Linked DNA regions of Homo sapiens: region 2 is linked to region 1. The links are chromatin contacts, found by Hi-C or POLR2A ChIA-PET in ENCODE. All regions are on one chromosome and are shown on one strand. Each heading gives the region's core, a stretch centred on a gene start or an enhancer-like site at or near the end of the contact. The rest is flanking DNA. Distances are from core to core; before and after follow the strand shown.

Region 1 (5,924 bases), core at 3,183-5,682:
CACAACACAACACAGTGGAACTCAACACACTCAACCCAACTCAGTGCAACCCAACACAACACAACCCAATAGAACTCAACTCAACCCAGCACAACACAATGGAACTGAACACACTCAACCCAACTCAACCCATTCCAACACAACACAACCCAATATAACACATTCCAATGGAACTCAACCTAACACAACACAACACAATGGAACCTGACACACTCAACTCAACTCAGTGCAACCGAATAGAACTCAACCCAACCCAACACAACACAACCCAATAGAACTCAACTCAACCCAACACAACACAATGGAACTCAACATACTAAACCTAATGCAGCCCCTTCCAACACAACACAACCCAATATAACACATTCCAACAGAACTCAACCTAACACAACACAACACAATGGAACCTGACACACTCAACCCACTCAACACAACCCAATAGAACTCAACCCAACCCAACACAACAGAAGCAAACCAGCTCACCTTTTGTTACACTGTCCTATTTTATCTTCTTAAAAATTTTTTAAATTTTTTTTGTTTTCTTTTTAGAGACAGGGTCTCATTCTATCACCCAGGCTGGAGTGCAATAAGATGATTATAGCTCACTGCAGCCTCAAACTCCTAGGCTAAAGTGATCATCCCACCTCAACCTCCCAAAGTGCTAGAATTATAGGCATGAGCCACCATGCCTGGGCCCATTTTATCTTTTGGGTATTTTTGTTTATTTTTTTTAAAGAGACTGGGTCTCTCTCTGTCACCCAGCGTGGAGTACAGTGGTGTGATCATGGCTCACTGTAGCCTTAACTTCGTGGGCTCAATGGATCCTCCCGCCTCAGTTTCCTGAGTAGCTGGGACCACAGGCATACACCACCACGCCTGGGATAAGTTTTTTTATTTTTTGTAGAGATGGGGTCTTGCTTTGTTGTCCATGTTGGTCTCAAACTCCTGGCCTCAAGTAATCCCTCACCTCAGCCTCCCATACTGCTGGGATTATAGGCATGAGACACTGTGCCCAACTCCTATTTTGTCTTCTTTACAGGATTGTTGACTGGCTTACGTTATTTTACTTGTTTGTCCCCTCCTACTAAACTGTGATTTCCTTGAGATCAAGCACTGATTGTTCATCACTGTATTCCCACCAATTAGAGAAAGCCAAACGCAGAGCATCAAGTCTAAAAAATAAGTATCCGTGGATCAATCAACCCTTGTCCAGAGAGCTGTATCTGCCCCGACCAGCATGAATTCACAGCAAAGAAAGGATCAGAAAGAAAGAAAAGACCCATGAGTAGCCAAAATACAGGTGACAAAATTCACACACTCAAGTTTAAGTTTCAATTTAACACAAAATAAATGTCATAATCAGTCCGCTTTTCCAACCCAAAGCATGTTGGAAATAGCAAATAAAACGTTGCCACATAGCAGTTTTTCCCTCTCCAGTGGGCCAGAAAAATCAATAGCTTCAGAACAAAGAGAAATCTTTTTTTTTTTTTTTTTTTTAATCAGCAAAGCGCCATGCAGCTCAGTGGGCTGAGCCCTTCAATGTTAGGACAGAGATGCCCCAACCCTGCAATCCTCAGCAGGCCCCAGGGACTCTTGAATTAACTCATGAAAGCATCTTCAGCAGCATTGTTCTAAGGCATCAGTAAAAGATTCATCAGTTACAACCATTTTCTGTTTAAGAAGGCAGAGGCATCTCTAATAGAGTCTACAAACTTTTTTTCCAAAATGGCTAATGTGGAAAAGGACTAGTGGTTATCAGTAAATATGTAGCTGTTCAGAAACTGCAGCTACCAGAAGTGATGCTGAAGAGCTGCACGGTTGAGTTGCTGTAAGTTCCCTGAGGGCAGCCTGCCATTTTTTTTTTATTTTTTTATTTTTTGAGACAGGATCTCACTGTGTCACCCAGGTTGGAGTGCAGTGGTGTGATCTTGGCTCACTGCGGCCTCCACCTCCTGGGTTCAAGCGATTCTCATGCCTCAGCCTCCCAAGTAGCTGTGACTACAGGCATGCACCACTACACCCAGCTAATTTTTTTTATTTTTTGGTAGAGATGGAGGTTTCACCATGTTGGCCAGGTTGGTCTTGAACTCATGACCTCAAGTGGTGCACCTGCTTTGGTCTCCCAAAGTGCTGAGATTACAGGCGTGAGCCACCATGCCCAGCCCAGACTGCCTTTTTTTTTTTTAGACAGAGTCTTGTTCTGTCGCCCAGGCTGGAGTGCAGTGGTGCAATCTTGGCTCACTGCAACCTCTGCCTCCCGGGTTCAAGCGATTCTCCTGCCTCAGCCTCCTGAGTAGCTGGGATTACAGGTGTGCACCACCACACCCGGCTAATTTTTGTATATTTAATAGAGATGGGGTTTCACCATGTTGGTTGGCTGGTCTTCAACTCCTGACCTCAGGTGATCCACCACCTCAGCCTCCCAAAGTGCTGGGATTACAGGCATGAGCCACTGCACCTGGCAAGACTGCCATTTTATTCCCCTCCAGTGCCTAATGAATGTTTGATGAAGGATGACAGGGCAGCTGGGGCTTTCCTGTGAATCCAGAAGCCCTCACACACCCAGATCTCACTTGAATTTGGACAACCAGCCACTCACATGACCTTACATGCCTGAGTTTGGACAGGAATCCTAGCATCTAGCCTGATCTCCAGCAAATGGATTGGGGAGGACCCACAGGTGTAGGTAGAGAAAGGGGCATAGCTGGTTATGGGACAGCCCTGTAGGTGCTGTGTTGGTGTGGGATAAACCTGTTCCTTTTCTGTGCAGTATGTGTGTACATTTGTGTTTGCATATGTGGGTTGCATGCATGCTTCCTAACAAATATATGGGAGTGCCCGGGAGTAGAATTCACTAAGTACTGAAAGAAGAATGACGCCTTGAGTACAAAACATGAAAACAAAGGCGCACAGAGCATTTTTCAGTTGCCACCATACAACTAAAACAGAGTGTTCTCTGCACACACACATGCGCGCGCACACACACACACTTATACCTACTTCCAAAATGGAGTTGAGGTAGCTTACAATTAAAGATTTATTTGTTCAATCTAAAAACAAGAACAATGGCATGAAATGCAGAGGTAATGTGGTAAAAAAAAATTTAGGCTAAGGTTCATGGTTGCCATTGAGCACAAACTTCAACTTGGAGCTTCCTGGCAGCCAAGGCAGAAAGGGAAACTCTGACGTGCTGCATATCTTATCACCTAGTGGGAGGACCACAGAACTATAGAACGGTAGTGCTGGAAATGATCACCCCATCTTCCCATTTGATAGACGAGGAAGAAGAGGCCCATAGGTGGGAAGTCATAACCTGAAGTTAACAGCAGCCACTCAGTAGCAGCACTGCGACTGGAATCCGGGACTCCTGAGTCGCAGCCTAGTGCTTCTTTGACTTTAGTTTGCTGTACAAGGACACATGCCAGATTGTTCAGAGGCTTTTCTTTGTATAAAGGCAGCAGGGTGGGTGGGATCTTCATGTGCGTCAGACCTCTGGGTTGAGCCCTAAGCCTGGCAGTGCCCTGGGGGGGTAAGGGGGTGGTGATGGAACCCCCTGCCTGCCTCTGCTGTGTTTGTTCAGGGCCCATACTCAGCTGGTGGCAAGCCAGGTGCCTGGCGTAGAGTGGTGGTGGGGACAGGGACGGGGCAATGGGGGCCCCAAGATGGACTTTTCCTGGGAAGAAGCCTAGGGTTTGGCCCTGCTCCAGGGGGCTGCAGGGGCCTCTCTCTGCTGTCTGGGATTCCAATCTCTGCAGCTGGTGTCTGAAGACAATAAGACAGAGGCCTCCCCGCCCTGGGCCACCCCGCCCTGGCCCCAGATGGGCTGCGGTTAGCGAGGCCTCCGCCAAGACAGTTGGTTCCTTGCACAGCCCGGTCCTCGGGAGAGGCCTGTGCTGAGTGGGCCCAGGCTGGGGTGGTCCTGAGGTATGACATTCAGACCGGGAGAACAGTGGGGACCTCGTGGTTGGCTGTCCTCCTGGGGCTGCACAGTGGAGACAGGCCTGCGGTGCAGAGCTGGGAGGCACAGGAACGGGCGTGGGGGTTGGTGTGGCATCTGGAAGGGAGCTCTCGGAGCCCCTGGGGCGCCAGGGGTCAGAAATGGATGGACACTCCAAGCCTCAGGACCTGCAGATGTGAGCATAGAAGGGGTCGTGAGGATACCCTTGCTGCCTCCAATTTACTGGGGAGGATATTGAGGACCGGCCAGGCTCACCTAGCTCATGTCTGGATCTGGGCAGAAAAGCCAGAACTGGGTGCGCAGGGTAAGGCCCCAGGACAAAGGAACAGGAGAAGAAGGAGGGAGGAGGTGGGCAGCCCTGCTCCCACCGGTCGCTCACCCGCCTCTCACCATTTCCATCTTCAGCCCTCAAATAAATCCCTCAGCCTGACCTTCTTCCACTCCTGTTCCAAAGACGGTGCTAGCTCTGCTGGCCTCTCCCCCGCCTGGTCATCTGTCTTCCCCAGATAACCCACATCTCCTCCTCCCTCACACTCAGCTCCAGCGAGCCCGCGCCCCACATTCCACTCCCCCACATGGCTCCTCCCTCCACTCTAGACCCCTTTGCCAGGCGCTGGCCACCTCCTTCCCTCTTCGGGGTCCCTCCCCGCCCATCCCTGGATCCTCTGTTCCAGAGCCTGTAGGGACATCTTCCACTTCCACAGTCCCACCATGGGGACCTGGAACCCACAGAGACACAAGGAGAACCCCAACAGTCACAGTGACAAAAAGAAAAAGAGAAGCCATCTCTCTCCGTGCCTCCAGTGGCTTCTCCCCTCCCCCCAGCTTCCCCCACAGAAAACCCTGGGAGGCTGAGGAAGGAGCGGAAAGACGGAGCTAAGCCTGCAGGAAATTAAACATGAAATGAAAACAAGCTCCTCTGATTCATTCTCTCATCCTGGCCCCAGTCTCCCATCCCAGGCCACTGATAAAGAGGGATCCCATTTCAGCAGCACAGAGAGGAGACCCCATCTGTCCTTGGCTCCCAGTGGGCAGCCAGGGCCTGGACCCTAGGAATCCCTGGAGGAAAAGGGGCCCTGGGAGGCCAGGGCAGGGGCTGAGACCCCAAACTGGGGAGAGGGTCCGTTTCTAAGGAAGAGGCTTCTCCTCCCCCAGTCAATGTGTGTGCACACATGCACGTGCGTGTAGCCACACTAGTGGGTACACTCGTGCACGCACACACATGCTTAGGATTAGGGAGGGGAAAGTGAGTTGGTACAGGAGTGGAGAAACATAATAATGTACACCCCTGCTCACCCCCACCCTCCTCACAGTAACATGAGATACATCCCCATCTTCCTTGACCTCTTTCCTCTAGCAAAAGACAGTGAGAAAGGTCAGGAGCTGTAAAGAAACAAATGGGAAGTACTCTAAACATTCTTGGACTGCATTTCCCATCTATCTCCCCTGCTGCGACTATGAGGTACCATTCGCCATGCAGAAACTGAGGCCCTTGGCAATACCAGTGCTCCTATGAGCCTGTCCATTGGCCAGCTACACTGGATGCCCAAAGAGGCCAGGCAGCGTCTGTGAGGAAGCACGTCCACACCTCCTTCTCCCCTCCTCGCAGTGGTTCCTAGGAAGCTCAAAGGCTCTGAGGCAGAGGAATTTTGAGAGCTGACTCCTATATTTAGCTCAGCAGCTGCATTGGTCGTGATGGATGGAGAAATGTTTCCACCTGGAGAGCAGGGACTGGACCTCAGGAAAGTTGGCTTTCTTGATGCCTGGGCCTGGAAGGGCCTGGCAAGGCTCCTTATGGCTCTGCAGCTGAGGCTATTGTCATGGCTCTGTTCTCCCGGTCTGCAGCGTGCTGTCTGAGGTGTGCCCACTTGCATCTGAGTCTGCAAAGCCAGCAGACAAGTGCACATCAAGCTGGCAGAGGCCTCCCTCTGAGGAGCACCACGGTCCATCTCTGAATCAGCCTAAA
Region 2 (5,702 bases), core at 2,946-5,445, 40 kb before region 1:
ACTGGGAGAAGCAAAAGGGAGGGAGAAGGGGGCAGCCAGCGGAGCATTTGCCAGGGGTGGGAGTGCAGGACTAGAAGCAGTTATCATAGCCTTCCACCATTTGCAGAGCTGGCAACTTCCAGCCAAGTGGTGCACATGACTTCATGACTTGCTGAGGTGGGTGTAGTCCCCTGGGTCTCCCAGTACACAGTGAAGTAACTGGGCATGCAGAAACTGCCTGGCGTGTGAAGGAACCTGACAGGAATCAGGCAGCAAGCCAGGGAGAGCCTCAGCTGCGGGAGAAATAACGCACCTGGAGAGCAGCAGTCAGGCCCAGACTCAGGCTCCAGCACTCTCCCTGTGGCCAGAAAGCTGGAAGGATGCCCTACATCCTTGCTTAAGAACCAGATGGGAGTGGTTCCACTTTCAACTACGGAAGGACCAATAGAGGAACAAATGATTGAACACAAACAGAAATAACCAGCTGCTCTTATTACCACAGTCCCTGGAATGTTTTGGAAGGGACCTAGGAGAGGGAGTCGGTGGAGGTTTGCATGAGGGCTTCAGGTCACACATTCAAAGGACTTGCCCGGAACGTTGTCCCCAAGGCACTTTCTCACTTGTTGGCACTCGCTCATTCTTCCTGGATGCATCTATAAGATAAAATGCGGAGGACTAAAGGCGCTCGTTCCAAGGACACAGGGTCTCAGGCAAGACAGGAAAGATTCTGGCTTAGGGCATGAAATCCTTGGGTTTGAATATCCAGGTGGTCAGGGAAAGGTTGAATAGCGAGGCAGTAATTAAACAGGTAATACAAGCTCAGAGTGTTTAGGTGGTAAGAGGCGAGGTGATGCTCAAAAAATGCTTCATGAAACACAGCAAATTTTTGCATTGGGTGCGCCTGGTTCAGAGGTTCTAGGAAGAGTGTACAATTGCAATTGTTCCTGTCTCGGGGTTGTCATCCCCACCCCAACCCTCTCCACCACAATTTGCCTCTCATAGTCCTTCCCTCATTTTTTAGACAGGAATGGAGGTGGAGAAAGAAGCGGGGGTATTGCCACCACCTTCTGGGTGCCTACAGGCAGCTGCTGGGCACAGGAGACTGGAGTAGGCGGCTGGCTTGGAACTCCTTGACAAAAAAATGCATCTCTAAGCCCCTGGGAACCATAGGACACTTTCATTCATTCACTCAACAAGCATTTTATGAGTGCCAAGCCCTACAGCGAACAAGACAGACCTGGCCCCTGCTGTGAGAAAACTCACTGCTCTCAAGGCACAGGCTCAGGAAGGTCCAGCACGCTGTTAATTCCGCTACTTGATTTTTGAAGAGGGGGTGGGTGGGTGACCAGCTGTCCTTGACTAAGGGAAACCAAAGAAAGAGTCTCAGAACTTGGTGCTGCACTGAGCAGTTGGAATACACTGAGGTGATAGAGTCCTACAGCCCCAGGTTTAATCTTTATTTTATTTTATTTTTATTTATTTATTTTTTTTTTTGAGACGGAGTCTCACCCTGTCGCCCTGTCGCCCATGCTGGAGTGCAGTGGCACAAACTCGGCTCACTGCAAGCTCTGCCTCCCTGGTTCACGCCATTCTCCTGCCTCAGCCTCCCAAGTAGCTGGGACTACATGCGTCTGCCATCACGTCTGGCTAATTTTTGTATTTTTAGTAGAGACAGGGTTTCACCGTGTTAGCCAGGATGGTGTCGATCTCCTGACCTTGTGATCCATCCTCCTTGGCCTCCTAAAGTGCTGGGATTACAGGTGTGAGCCACCGCGCCTGGTCCAGGTTTAATCTTTTATTCCACAAATATTTGTGGGGTGCCAGGCACGTAGGAGGCTGCCCTGGGGCAACTAGTGGGGTTGAGATACACTCATAGCCAGGCAACCAGACAACCACGAGATCTGGGACGGAGATGAGGCAAACGGAAGCGTCAACTTAAACTAGGAGAGACGGGAAGTCTTCCTAGAGGAAGATGCTCTAGGCTGAACTCTGAATCATTAGCCAGACAAAAGTGCAGGAATGAGTTTAGGGAATTCCAGGTAGGGGAAACCACCTATGCTACAGTGCACAGGCTAGAGACCTTGGCAGGTTCTAGGAACTTGAAGAAACCGCTGGACAGGAGCATTTAGGATGATGGCAGGAGCACTCCGCTTTTTGCTAACTGGAAAATTATTTTGGTTGAGTCTCAGTCTACCCATATGCAAAATGGGTATGATAAGCCTTGTATTGCCAGATTGTTGGCACAACAGGAGCTCAATAAATAAAGGACTCTCAAGTGGCTTAGGTCTGCGGGCCAGTGAGGCGCGGTTCCCATTGGGCATGGAGTGGGGGGCGGCTGGAGCCTGCGCGCTCCTGGCTTGGTTTGCGGAATATCTTTATTAACGAGCACTTCAAGGTAAGCCGGCGATGGAAACCAGATGTGGGATCGCGCGGTCGGCGGCGGAGCAAGGACCAGAGATACTAAGGGGGTAGGGTGGGGGTAAGAATTAGCCCAGATGAGATTGGGAGCAGAAGCGCGACCCCCCAGGTATATTTTTTCTTTGGGAGACCTTAGATGCAGAAAGTTGACATCTGACCCACATTCCTTGGTTCACGGTGCTCAGGCCCTCTTTAATTTTACCTTGCACTTTTACCTCTCACCCTACTCCCAGACTCCCTAGAGGTACGTTCTCGCTTAACGATTTTCTCAGCGGTTTAAGGAAGGCTGCTCTCGCTGGTCTCCTTCAACTTGAACCATTCCACAGCCGGGGGCCAGTTTCCCCTCTGCATCTACGCTGTCCGCACGGCCTTCCAGGTCGGTGGAGGGACTAGCCTGAGCAGAGGTTCCAGGGCGCGACGGCTATTTCCCAGCTGTGTGACCTGGACCAGGTGGCCGCCCCTCTCTGAGCCTCCGTTAGCTCATCAGAAAATTGGGGGCGCCAATCTCTAGCACGGTTGTCATGAAGCGAAATCGAGGGGCTGCACGCGCAAAGTTTTTTCCCTTGCTGTGGCGGTGCCAGGGGCCTTGAGGCTCGCAGTGGTGGTGAAACCACAACCTATCAAAACCAAGCAGTTCGTTTTACAGTCGGGGGCAGTGAGGCCAGAAAGGGAAGAGACGGTCTCACCCCTCTCCCCGACCCCTGACCCCAAGGAGTGAACAGGTGACAGCGCGACTATCGGGCAAGGTCAGGGGGTCTCCAGAGTCCGCTCTCTGTACTTCGCCTGGCAGGAAATCCCCTCGCCTGGGCGCAGACGTGGGGCGTGAACGGTGCGGCCTCTAGACGGGAGCGCAGAGGGCAGCGCTCTAAAGCTTCTGAAGCCGGGCCCAGCCCAGGGCTTCTCCAGGGCTTGAGGGAGCACAGATTCCGCTACATCCCAGCCCAGCGCCCTTACAGCAGAGGGAAATAGTTAACAAGACGTGCAAGTGACCATGCACTGGACGACGAAGGCTTGTGTGTGTGTTAATCTCCCGTAGGAACGGGAATGGGGAGGAAGGTTGGAAACCTAGGAAAAGGTGCCAGCGGGAAGGCCCGCAGCGGCGCCCGCGAGCTCGCGCGCAGGAGTCCGTAGGACTCGCTTGCATCCGCAGGCCCGTGGTCCCCCTGGCTTCGAATGTCAAAACCTGTTAGGTTTATTTTGGGGGGCTTTTTTTTAACCTGTCATTAAAATTTGCATTTCCCTTTGCCCTAAGGCAAAGCTCCGACACCCCGCCAATTCTCAGCCTAGCCTCGGGAGCCCTGGGGATCCTGGCATCTCCCCAGCCCCGCCTAGAATCGGAAAAGCCCTCGGGCGCCTCCGGGTTGAATCCCCGCTAGCGAGTTAGTAGCATCTCCTTAAGAGTGGAGAGGAGGGGGCAGGGGCCAGTGGAAGGAGAGAGGAGGAGGGGACGAGAGAGGGGGAAAGGAAGAAGCAAGGCAGGGAAAAAAATTTACTTATTTTTTTTTTCCGCTGCAAAACCTTAAGAGGGTTTGGGAGATCTGGTCAACTTTCCGAAACATCTGAATCTTTTTACTGCCCTCCGTTCTTTCCCTCGGCTAGCTGTGGGGAGGGAGGAAAGAGAGAGAGGGAGAGAGAGAGGAAGGGGGGGGGAGGGAGGGGAAGAGAGAGAGAGGAGGGAGAGAGAGGAGAGAGACAGAGAAAGAAGAGGGGGAGAGAGAGAGAGGCCGGCGTGGAGGGGAGGAGGGAGAGCGAGCAGGCCGGGCAAGGAGTGCACAGCCACAGCCTCCTCGCCTCCCCAAACTCCCAGCCAAGGCGCGCGGTGGCGTCCTCGCGCCCTCGCTCGCGTCCCCGCCCGCCGCCTGCGCAAGCCAGGCATGAATGCTGAGACTTGCGTCTCTTACTGCGAGTCGCCGGCCGCTGCCATGGACGCCTACTACAGCCCGGTGTCGCAGAGTCGGGAGGGCTCGTCGCCTTTTAGGGCATTTCCCGGAGGCGACAAGTTCGGCACAACTTTCCTGTCGGCCGCCGCCAAAGCACAGGGATTCGGGGACGCCAAGAGCCGGGCCCGTTACGGCGCTGGGCAGCAGGACCTGGCGACACCCCTGGAGAGTGGAGCTGGGGCGCGGGGCTCCTTTAACAAGTTCCAGCCCCAGCCGTCGACCCCGCAGCCCCAGCCGCCGCCGCAGCCGCAGCCGCAGCAGCAGCAGCCGCAGCCCCAGCCGCCCGCGCAACCGCATCTTTACTTGCAGCGAGGCGCCTGCAAGACGCCCCCGGACGGCAGCCTCAAACTCCAGGAAGGCAGCAGCGGCCACAGCGCGGCCTTGCAGGTTCCCTGCTACGGTGAGTGCACGTGCGGGTCACCTGGTGCTGGGGACCACGGGGTGCTTGGCTTCCGCATCCCTTGAAACTGGTGGCTTGCGGGAGGTATGAGTTGGCGGGCTGGGGGCGGGGTGGTGACTCTGGTCGGTAAACGGGATCGATCGCTGCGAGGGAGCCAAGGGATCTGTTCTGTCTCCTTCTTGTCCGCCGGCCTAGGCACGGAGCGTTTCGGCTGTTAAACTCGACTTGGAGTTTGTTTTTCCCGGTCCCTTCGGCATTTCCCCAAACCGCTCGCTTTGCGCTGCCCGCTGGGCGGGATTTGAAGCGGATGCTTCTTACCGGCCCAGGGCGTGCGGCGGCAAGGAGTCTCCGCGCAGCGCTCTGGCGCTGGGCTGCGGGGCTGCGGGGCTGCGGGGCTGCGGGGCTGCGGGGCTGCGAGGCTGCGGGGCTGCGGGGCTGCGGGACAGCAGGACTGCAGAAGCCTCGCTCCTCGCCGGCTGGGAGGCTCCTCGGGCGGCGCCGCCGCAGGTGAGAGCGCCGCAGGTGCGGAGCCAGGCGGGAAGCCCGGAGCGTGGTTGGCCGAAAGCTCACGGGAAATCCAGGCGCACTGGCGCAACACAGTGCGGAGCCAGAGACCCTAGGGTCCCAGGGGACACTGTGGTCTGGCAAGACCCGAGTCCTGGGACCCTGAGCGCTACTGGCAGTGGGGATGCGGGCAGGCCAGTTCCCCTGGAGCTTCTCCCTCGGCGATTCTTGGAGGCGGCAGGCCTCTGAACAATGGTTTAGGACAGAGTAGGAAGGGAGACAGGAAGTCCCGAGTCCCAGGTGGCCCAGAGCTGTGGCAAGAGAGAAGGGTCTGGGTCCTGATTTGAGCCCACGGGGAACCCGGGGGAGCTGGCCTAAATGACCTCCAAGCTGCCTTGAACGCAGCCACAGGAGGCAGGCCTGGGCCCCCCAGAGCACAGCCACCATTGCCCGGGAGAGAG

Evidence for each region. Hi-C counts contacts between places; a loop is a spot of excess contacts on that map. ChIA-PET counts read pairs that join two places held with the same protein, here RNA polymerase II (POLR2A). Pooled maps may share reads with other maps.
Region 2: POLR2A ChIA-PET joins it to region 1 with 11 read pairs in WTC11. The contact joins the promoter of ALX4 here to the enhancer-like site in region 1. A Hi-C loop is called at or near these places in 4 of 168 maps with a recorded cell type or tissue (K562, MCF 10A, PC-9 and 1 more) and 5 of 50 pooled maps. POLR2A ChIA-PET finds 5 or more read pairs at or near these places in 3 of 52 experiments (A549, A673 and WTC11).

What each region holds. Positions count from the first base shown.
Region 1 is chr11:44,268,764-44,274,687 of GRCh38, reverse strand. The region is part of intron 2 of ALX4 (ALX homeobox 4); the gene reads left to right. Among named protein-coding and RNA genes, the nearest start is that of ALX4, 38 kb to the left of the region's middle. RefSeq lists an enhancer at 2,474-5,924. Within about 2 kb of position 4,432, at least 4 of the 41 ENCODE cell types and tissues checked have a DNase peak (open chromatin) inside an H3K27ac peak, as active enhancers do.
Region 2 is chr11:44,308,632-44,314,333 of GRCh38, reverse strand. ALX4 (ALX homeobox 4) reads left to right here and starts at 4,195. Exons shown (of 4, transcript NM_021926.4): 1 at 4,195-4,737. The coding sequence starts at 4,272. RefSeq lists an enhancer at 3,289-4,217.